Regions from separate parts of the Homo sapiens genome. Here region 1 is linked to region 2. A link is a loop called in an ENCODE intact Hi-C map of the cell type or tissue named here. Cell type or tissue: PC-9. All regions are shown on one strand.

Region 1 (5,000 bases), 140 kb before region 2:
TTCTGTTCCATTGGTCCATATGTCTTTCATTATGCCAGCAGCATACTGTTTTAATTAGAATAGCTTTGTATTATATTTTGAAACCAGGAAGCGTGATTTCTCCTGCTTTGTTCTTCTTACAGTTGTTTTGGCTATTCAAGGTCTTTTGTAGTTCCATATAAGTTTTAGGGATTTTTTTTTTCTATTTCAGTAGACAGTACCATTGATATTTTGATAGGTATTGCATTGAATCTGTAAATCAGTTTGAGTAATATGGACATTTTGACAATATTAAGTCTTTCAATATTCATTTCTTAATGTTCCCCATTGGATATATTACTATAGCACATGAAGTATATAAAATCTAACTTTCTTTAATTCCCTTTAAAAAGGATGATTTGAATTACCATTCCATCATTGTAATGACATTTAGCCATAATGCTTCTTAAGTATGATATTTTTATTGATAAATTATAATAATTTGGACTAGCTCATTTCAACAAAAGGAGACAAAACCTGAAGAGTGACAAGTGACTTGAGAATCTCCAACTTTTATGCTGTTATCTCTATTGCATTGCCTGGAAATTGTGTTAATTCAATCCAGCTTGGCAAGGTGAGAGATGCTAAGCGTATCCTCTAAACAGGGTTTTCTATAGGATTTATATTGTAACTATTTTTTAGCAGATGACTTAATCAGGGATATTCTCCCTTTTCATCTGTGCTGTTTTCTCTGAACTCCAGGAGTCATGTGCTTGGGAAGCAGACAGACAGTGCCTAGGATAATGCCAGCTCGTTGTTTATTGCTCACGGGCTAACCTTTATGAAATTAATGGCAGCGCCTTCTCTCTTTATGTTACCCAAACTCATGTCCCTTCCACTCTAGGTGTGAAGATTGTGCTAGAGGTGTCTCTCCAGCCGTGAGCTTTTGCCTCTGGTGCTGTCCTGGTCTTGCTGAAGGGAGGGGAGATTATATTCTGAGCAGCAAGCAATGGTTGCTGCCCTTGAGCATTTTGCCTCCAGCTGTCATCCCTGTGACCTAAGGGAAGGTGGGTGCAGATCAGCTATGCATGTGTGTGAGTTGGAGCGAATGTATGTCAGCTATGTTCATCTTTCCACAGCCAGGGAATGGATGAGATCTGCCTTTTTTGTGTGTCAATTTGTCAATAGAAATAGTGCGGCTGTAGGCACAGAGTATTCTGGTAGGCTAGAAACTCCTGATATTCCAGGAAAGCCACTGAATAGAATAAATGATAATGGGTTAGGAGTGTGAGGGTTCTCAGTTTATGCATGTTTGAGCAAATAGAGGGTTTATTTTTTAAATTTTTATTCTATTTTTTTAGATCTTAGAGGTAAAAGTATAGTTTTCTTACAAGGATAGATTGTGTAGCTGTGAAGTTCGGGCTTTTAGTGTGCCCATCACCCAAATACTGCACAATGTACCCAATAGGTAGTATTTAATTCCTCATACCCTTCCTACCCTCCCCACCTTTAGGAGTCTCCAGTGTCTATTATTCCACTCTGGCTGCTCATATATACCTGCTCTTTAGCTCCCACTTACAAGTAAGAACGTGTGGTTTTTGGCTCTCTGTTTCTGAGTCATTTCACTTAGGATAATGGCTCCCAGTTTTATCCATGTTGCTGTAAAAGACAAGATTTCATTCTTTTTTATGGCTGAGTAGTATCCCATGGTGTATATATAGCATATTTTAAATTCAGTCATCCATCAATGGACACTTAGGTTGATTCCATGACTGCTATTATGAATAATGCTGCACGTGAAAAGATGCTCAACATCTTCAGCTTTCAAGGAAATATAAATTAAAACTAAAATAAGACAAAAATGTATGGTCACCAGAATGGCTAAAATTTAGAAGTGTTGGGGTACAAAAATAATTCCCCAAAATATGGCTCTTTAACATGCTAAGCACCTTAAAAATTGAGAGGTCTCAGAACATGCTAAGCGCCTTAAAAATTGAGAGGTCTCAGAAATAAGCTTCAGAACTACTGGCTTTCTCCGACCTTGTCTTGCCTCCCTCTCTCTGATCCTCTTTACAGAAGCACTGGGAGATATCTCTCTGAAGTTTCTTTATCTAAGAAAGCTTATTTCCAAAAGAAATGTGTTATGTTTTAAGACTCCCTCTCTAGGAATCTCATCAAATAACTGGGAAAGATAAACTACCAAAGAAGAGAAGAAACTGGGAGTCATCACCACACTGAGATAGACATTTCATCCATTCCGAGGGCAGCACCAAGAGATTTCATTGGGTGAGGGTTGGGGGGCTTTATCTGCATAAAAATGTCAATCTTTGTTTTTATGTAGTTCTGCCCCTCACCTTGTCCATCTAGCTTCCAAATAGAATCATTTATAAAATAATATCTAACACCTGAGTCCATACATCTCTCCCATATAAAGAGATTATTTAAGCCTCAAACATATGGCCCCTCTTTAAGTCTCATATTTTGTATATGACTTCTGTGTTTAGGCACATTATGAATTTGTATGCCTTTTTTTCTCCTATTAATATGGCTTTTGTCAGTTTATTTTCTGTGAACCTTCAGTGGGCAGAGAGGAAGCATTCTCTCAACCCCTACGAAAAAGTTAAACTGTCAAGTTGTAAACTAAAAATAAAATCTTAAGTCCCCCACTGACTGAAGACACACTTTCTTGGCCAAGGGGACCTCAGAAAAACCTTAAAAACTGAATTCCCAGCCATGATGGGAAGGGAGGTCAGACGTACCTTGTTATACCCTTTCCCTTTTGGAGTTTAGGCACAACTGACTCGCATTAATAAAAAATTAATAAAAATAGAGATCATGAGACTAACTAGGTGGACTCTTCGTGACAGTAAGATACTGAATCACAAATAGGACCTAAGGCCATGCCAGACAAGGGCTAACTCACACATCCCTACAGGTCACTCTGACCTAGTTTATTGGTTAACAGACTTCCTTATCTTAACTTAAAACATTCCTTTCTGCTGACTCCAAATTTGTAGACAAAGCTTTACTCCTTTAACCAGTTGCAAATTAAGGAATCTCTTAATCCACCTATAACCTGTAGATATCTATCTTTTTGGATCAAATCAACATATAACTTCCATGTATTGATTTATTACTTTGCCTGTAACTCCTTCCTTTCTAAAATGTATAAAACCTCCTCCCTTTCTAAAATGTATAAAACCAAAGTGCAGTCTAACTTCTGCAGATGCACTTTCTCAGGAACTCTTCAGATTGTGTTCCTCGGTACATAGTCAGTCATACTGACTCAGAACTAACCTTTTAAAATAAAAATAAATAAACAAATAAAAAATGAATAGTGCTGCGATAAACTTACAAGTTCAGGTTTCTTTCTGATATAATGATTTCTTTTCCTTTGAGTGGATACTCAGTAGTGAAATTTCTGAATCAAAGGGTAGTTCTATTTTTAGTTCTTTAGAAATCTCCATACTGTCTTCCATAGAGGTTGTACTAATTTAGATTTCCACCAATAGTCTATAAGCATTCCTTTTTCTCTGCATCCTCACCAACATCTGTTGTTTTTTGACTTTTTAGTAATAGTCATTCTGACTAGGGTAAGATGGTATCTCATTGTGGTTTTAATTTTCATTACTCTTAAGATTACTCATATTGAGCATTTTTCCCATATGTTTATAGGTTACTTGTATGTTTTCTTTTGAAAAAATGTCTGTTCATGTCCTTTGTCTACTTTTTAATGTGGTTGTTTCTTTTTTGTTGAGCTGTTTGAGTTCCTTTGGTTCTGGATATTAGCCCTCTGTCAGAAGTATTGTTTTCAAATATTTTCACTAATCCTGTAGGTTGCCTGTTTACTCTGTTGATTATTTATTTTGTTATGCAGAAGCTATTCAGTTTAATTAAGTCCTACTTCTATATTTTTGTTTTTTGTTGCATTTCCTTTTGAGGACTTAGTCATAAATTCTTTGCCTAGGTCAATGTCCAGAGGAGTTTTTCCTAGGTTTTCTTCCAGGAGTTTTATAGTTTCAAGTCTTACATTTAGGTTTTTAATCTATCTTTAGTTATTTTTATATACTGAGAGATAGGAGCTCACTTTCATTCTTCTGTATATGATTATCAAATTTTCCCAGCATCATTTATTGAACAGTGTGTTCTTTCCCTAGAGTATATTTTTGACAACTTGCTTGTAGGTATGTAGCTTTATTTTGGGTTTGTTTGTTTGTTTGTTTTGAGACAGAGTCTTGCTCTGTCACCCATGTTGGCTGGAGTGCAGTGGCCTTCGCCTACTGCAAACTCCACCTCCCAGCCTCAAGTGATTCTCCTGCCTCAGCCTCCTGTGGGTTCTTTGTTCTGTTCCATTGATCTGTGCATCTATTTTTATACCAGCACTATGCTGTTTCAGTTACTATTAAGAACTTATCTTGATATTTATTTGCTACCCGTTCCTATAACCATCACCACTGTGTTTAAGTATAGGTTTGTATTAACTAAGAATCTTAGTATAACATGGTGGGATGCAGTGGAAGTTTGGCTCTTAATACAACAAACCCTTTCTATTTGTGAATTTGGCCTTGGAGGACTTACCATTTGCAAATAACCTTGAAGATCATGATATCTGATTTTTTACAATTTAAGGTATGTGAGTAATATGCACCATGAGGCTGATGTGTAGGACTAAGTTATTAAATGACAAGTGAAGCTAGCCAAGCACCCAGCATCTAAATATTAATCTTTTTTACATTCTCCATTTGTTATTGTATAGCTTTTTGTTAAATGATTTAAACATTTCTCTTTGTAATGTGATGGAAGGATATATTCACAGAACATGAGATTCTGGACAGAAATTATGTCTATGAAAAGTCAAGGGTCTTTACAAAGATATATGTGTTGTGAATTTTAGATTTCCCAAGGATCTGTAGCCATAGCTACACACTGAGAGTCTACTGCAGTATAATCAGTGTATGTATGATGGTAACTCATGAAATTCTATTGATTTCCAGATATAGATGACCTTGGCAGGAGCATGTAACAGTCTTTTAGTTTTGTAA
Region 2 (5,000 bases):
AAATTAGAATAGCGACCCCTGCTTTTTTCTGTTTGCTTGGTAGATATTTCTCCATCCCTTTTCTTTGAGCTTATGGGTGTCACTGCATGTGAGATGGGTCTCTTGTAGACAGCACAGTTGGGTCTTGTTTCTGTATCCAACTTGCCACTCTGTGCTTTTTAATTGGAACATTCAGTCCATTTACATTTAAGGTTTGAGCCTGTCCTTGTGTTGTTAGCTGGTTATCATGCAGACTTGATTGTGTGGTTCCTTTACAGTGTCAATGGTTTATGTACTTAAGTGTGTTTTTGTGGTGGCTGGTAACAATCTTTCCTGTCAAGATTTAGCACTCTCTTAAGAACCTCTTATAAGGCAGGTCCGGTGGTAATAAATTCTCTTAGCATATACTTTTCTGAAAAGTATCTTATTTCTTCTTTGCTTATGAAGCTTAGTTTGGCTAAATATGAAATTATTGGTTGGAATTTCTTTATTAATGCTGACTATTGTCCTCCAGTCTGTTCTGGCTTGTAGGTTTCAGCTGAAAGGTCTGCTGTTATCCTAATGGAGTTCTCTTTGTAGGTGACCTGTCCCTTCTCTCTAACTGCCTTCAATATTTTTCCTTTCATTTCAACATTGAAGAATCTGATAATTATGTCTTGGGGATGGTCTTCTGGTGTAGTTTTTCACAGGGATTCTCTACATTTCCTGGATTTAAATGTTTGCCTCTCTAATAAGGTTGAGGAAATTTTGTGAATGATATCCTCAAATGTTTTGCAAGTTGCTTACTTTGTGCTTCTCTCTTTCAGTGATGCCAATGAGTCATAGATATGATCTCTTTACATAATCTCATATTTCTCAGAGGTTTCATTCTTTCTTCTCTGTTGGTTTTGTTTGTTTGTTTTTTGTCTGAGTTAATTTAGAGAAACCGTCTTTGAACTCTGAGATTCTTTCCTCCTCTTGGTTGATTTTGCTGTTAATACTTGCAATTGTACTATAAAATCGTTGAAGTGGATTTTTGACTTCTATCAGCTCAGTTTGGTTCTTTCTTAAAATGGCCATTTTACCTTCTAGTTTCTGTACCATTTTATTATATTTCTTAGATTCATTGAATTGGGTTTCTTCTTTCTTTTGAATGTCGATAATCTTCATTCCAATCCATATTCTGAACTCTATTTCTGACATTTCAGCCATTTCAGCCCAGGTAAGAACCATTTCTGGGTAAGTAGTATGGTTGTTTAGAGGTAAGAAGGACACTCTGCCTTTTTGAGTTGCCAGAATTTTGCACTGTTTTTTTTTTCTCATCTGTGTGAGCTGATATTCCTTCAGTCCTTGAAGTTGCTGTCCTTTAGATGTTTTTTTGTTTGTTTTGTTTTGTTTTTGTTTTGTTTTTTGGGGGTTTTTTGTTTATTTGCTTTTATATTCTGTGATGCCCTTGCAAATTTGCTTGTGGTATGAGTTCAGTCGACTAGTTTTGATTCTATTCTACTCCTGGGTCTTGGAGGTGTCCCCTCCAGTTATTGTCTCTATGCCCAAATTTCTTTTATTAAGTGTTCTGATCAATGGGGCTCTCTCAGGCAAGGGCCACAGTTGGCAGACAGGCCATATCTTTTCTGGGTCAGTTCTAATCTGCTGTAGTTGTGCTTCCTGGGAGATCACAAGGTTGCACCTGCCCACAGAGTGCAGACGGAAGCAAAACTGCTGGTCTAGAAACTCTAGCAGGTGTGGCCTATCTGGCTATGACAGGTGGGTGTGAGTGGAGTTTCTTACCTTACCATCCAGGTGGTTTCTGGGGCAATAGGAGGCTGTGGTCTTTGGCAAATTTAAGTAAAAGTAAAACCACTGGGCTGGAAGCTCTAGCAGGTGTGGCTTGCCTAGCTAAGAGAGGTAGGGGCAGGTGGAGTCACTTATCCAGCCATCTGGATGTTTCTCCAGACAACAGGTGGCTGTGCTCTCCGGCTGAGTTCACATAGAAGTGGGACTGCCGGGCTGGAAGCTCTAGTAGGCGTTGACTGCCTGGCTACCAGCAGCAGGAGTCAGTGGGGTAGTCTGCCCTACTGTCTGGGTGTTTTCCTGGGCAACAAGAGGTTGTGCCCTCCAGCTAGGTTCACACAGAAGTAGGACTGATGGGCTAAAAGCTCTAGTTGGTGTTGCCTGCCTGGATACCAGCAGTGGGAGTGGGTGGGGTCACTCACCCTGTGGTTACTCACCCTGTGGTCACCTACCCTGCTCTACAGGATTTTCTCAGGACAACAGGAGGCTGTGCCTGCCTTCTGAGCTCAGACAGCAGAAGGATCACTGGGCTGGAAGCTCTAACAGGCATTGCCAGCCTAGCTACCTGCAGTTTGAGGCAAGGGCAGGGTCACTTACCCTGCTGTCTGAATGTCTCCTGGGACAACAGGAGGCTGCACTCACTGGCTGAGTTCAGACAGAAGAGGGATCATCGGACTGGAAGCTCTGGCAGGTATGGCTAGCCTGGTTACCCGTAGTGAGAATGGAGAGGGCCACCTGCCCAGCTACACAGATGTTTCCCAGGACAACAGGAGGCTGTGTCCACTGACAGTTCAGACAGAAGTGGAACCACTGGACCGGAAGCTCTAGCAAGTGTTGCCCACCTGGCTACTAGTGGTAAGGGTGGGTGGGGTCTCCTGCCCTGCAGCCCGGATGTTTCCTGGGACAACAGGAAGCTATGCCTTAAGGCTGAGTACACACAGAAGCAGGAGCACTAGACCAGAAACTAGCAAGCATTGTCCACCTGGCTATCCAAGGCAAGGGTGGGTGGGGTCACCTGCCTTGTCATCTGGGTGCTTCCCGGGATAACAGGAAGCTGCACTTTCCAGCTGAGTTCACAGGGAAGTGAGTCTGCTGGGCTGGAAGTTCTAGCAGGTGTTTCCCATCTGGCTATCTGTGGGGGTCATGGAGTCACCAGCCCTGCTGTCTGGGTACTTCCAAGGACAACAGGAGGTGGTGGCTGCCAGCCAAGTTATGGCAGAAGTGGGACCGCTGGACTAGAACCTAACATGGGACCTTGTCCAGTGAGCTGGGTGGAGCAATCTTACTGCTCTCAGGCACCAAACTGCGACCTCTGTTGGGGCTATTGTGCTGGTGATGGTCTGCTCTGGGGCCAAAGTCTTTTAGAGTTCCCCTTGCACTTTGAGAGTTGCCTCCAGAAAACATCTGCCTCAGTCTAGAAGCATGGTGGGGGGCCGTGGAGTGGGCCAAAGGGATGATCTCATTCCCAGTCTTGCATTTGTCCCTGTAGGCAGTGTGTATCCCCAAGAGGGGTCTTACTCATCCTTTTCCATTTTGGAGAGGTTCTGCTGACTCTACATTAAGCCCAGACAGGGTGGTGTCCTGCTTTGCTCCTTTCTGCTCTCTGCGTTCCTCTGCTGCCTTGATGGATTCTGATGTGGTTGCTCAGATGATCAGCCTGCAGGGTCAGTGTTCACTAGCCCTTTTGTTTCCTCTAGAAGTAGCACTTGTTAGCGGCTTCTAGTCTGCCATTTTGGCCTTTCCCCCAAAAAGGAAATATCAACTACAAATCAGATGACACTGATCAGTTTTATTAATTTTACTTAGTCATGTAGCTAATGTCCTAAGGGATCTAATCTTTATTAGAAATCAAGTCATCAAATGTTGAGAGTCTAAATTGTCTTTATTATTTAATTTATCTGAGAGACCTTGATTTTGTTGGTAACAGGATTTAGGAGCAGTACCAAGACTGATAATTGGTATTCCCAGAGTTCTAGTTTTGTGTAGTTTTTACTATTTTGTTTTGGGTAGCTACTTCAAGAAAAATTCATAAAGTAGAAAAGTTTTTCTTTTCAAAATACAAATGTCTGCATTTTGTATTGGATTCCAAATTTCCTTTTAAACTATGACCTCATGCAAGTTTGTATTCTTCTGATGGGGGGTCAAAGAAATAATGATCTGAAGAGATACAGTGCCTCTGATTTAGTAATTCACATCTTTGCTTTGGAGAAACAGGTGGCCTACGGAAATCATAGATTGATACAGACTCAAAGGAAAAAATTTGTGCAAGTAGGTATAAGAATCTTTTGAGATGGGGAGCTATGTAATAATTCTGAGGCACTGGTATTGGGGATCTAAAATGGGAACATAAAGAATATTCATATATTGGAGATACATTTGGGGAAAAATATTTCAGAAATATATTTTCTTTTTCAGTATTAAAGAGGAACTTTTAACAGTCATATAATCAAGAGACAGAATGTCTGCTTTTCTTCCAGAGATAGTACTTACTGGGTTCGGTATCACTGACAATGACAACTTGGTCAGGGTATGGGGTAAAGGTAATTGAAATAGCAGATGGGTAATTGGACACAATGACTTTTTTTTTTTTTTCCTACAATGATCTTTACAGTACTTTTGTAGCTTAAGATTCTGAGATATGCATTTTTTTCATTTGATGCTATAAGCTACTGAAGATAAATTAATTGTTCAGATTTTCTTTTTTTCTTCATAAATGTATTATTTTCTCTTTACTAAGTAAGACATACTTTTCCAAAGAATTTAAGAATTCCTAGAAATGTTCAACAAAGTGAAAATTTCACTGTAGTTTTGCCACCTGTACAGTCAGGTATACTCCAGCTAGTTTAAAGGAAAAAGGAATTCCTTTGAAAACATTAAGCAGGGTGAACTTACTCAATAAGCGTACTGCTAAGGCCCACAGTGCTTTCAAAATCTGAAAAAAAATAATTTGTAGGTTGAAAGATTTTTATTCCATATTAATATATCTTTATACCAATGCAGTCATAAAATATTATTATATAACATATACGTGTGTGTGTGTGTGTGTATACTATGGAGGAAGGGGCTGGTGAAGGCAAAAGTGCCTAGGATCCACTAAAATCCTAAAGAACAGAGGCTCAGGCTTGGATTGCGGGTGCTCAGGCTTGGATTGCGGGTGCTCAGGAGCTCCAACCCCAGCTAAATACACACGAGCACTGCTCCAAAGAAATCTCACTGTGACTGCTGCTAGCACAGGTATCTCTGCCTACACT

The links. Peaks named below come from ENCODE experiments on the same cell type or tissue, not always from the same donor. Only the 100,000 strongest peaks of a DNase experiment are listed, where the experiment ranks them.
Region 1: a loop joins it to region 2, with 12 times the contacts of the local background. A loop is called at or near these places in 2 of 110 quality-filtered maps.

What each region holds. Positions count from the first base shown.
Region 1 is chr4:142,613,404-142,618,403 of GRCh38, reverse strand. All of the region lies in intron 2 of INPP4B (inositol polyphosphate-4-phosphatase type II B), which reads left to right. The region is part of intron 2 of LOC101927613 (a long non-coding RNA gene); the gene reads right to left. Among named protein-coding and RNA genes, the nearest start is that of INPP4B, 230 kb to the left of the region's middle. In PC-9, no CTCF peak of the experiment used is centred here; DNase peaks (open chromatin) are centred at 2,913 and 3,533; H3K4me3 peaks cover 926 bases; H3K27ac peaks cover 3,173 bases.
Region 2 is chr4:142,471,666-142,476,665 of GRCh38, reverse strand. The region is part of intron 2 of INPP4B (inositol polyphosphate-4-phosphatase type II B); the gene reads left to right. Among named protein-coding and RNA genes, the nearest start is that of INPP4B, 370 kb to the left of the region's middle. In PC-9, a CTCF peak has its summit at 3,091; DNase peaks (open chromatin) are centred at 815, 2,075, 2,785 and 3,405; H3K4me3 peaks cover 3,933 bases; H3K27ac peaks cover 5,000 bases.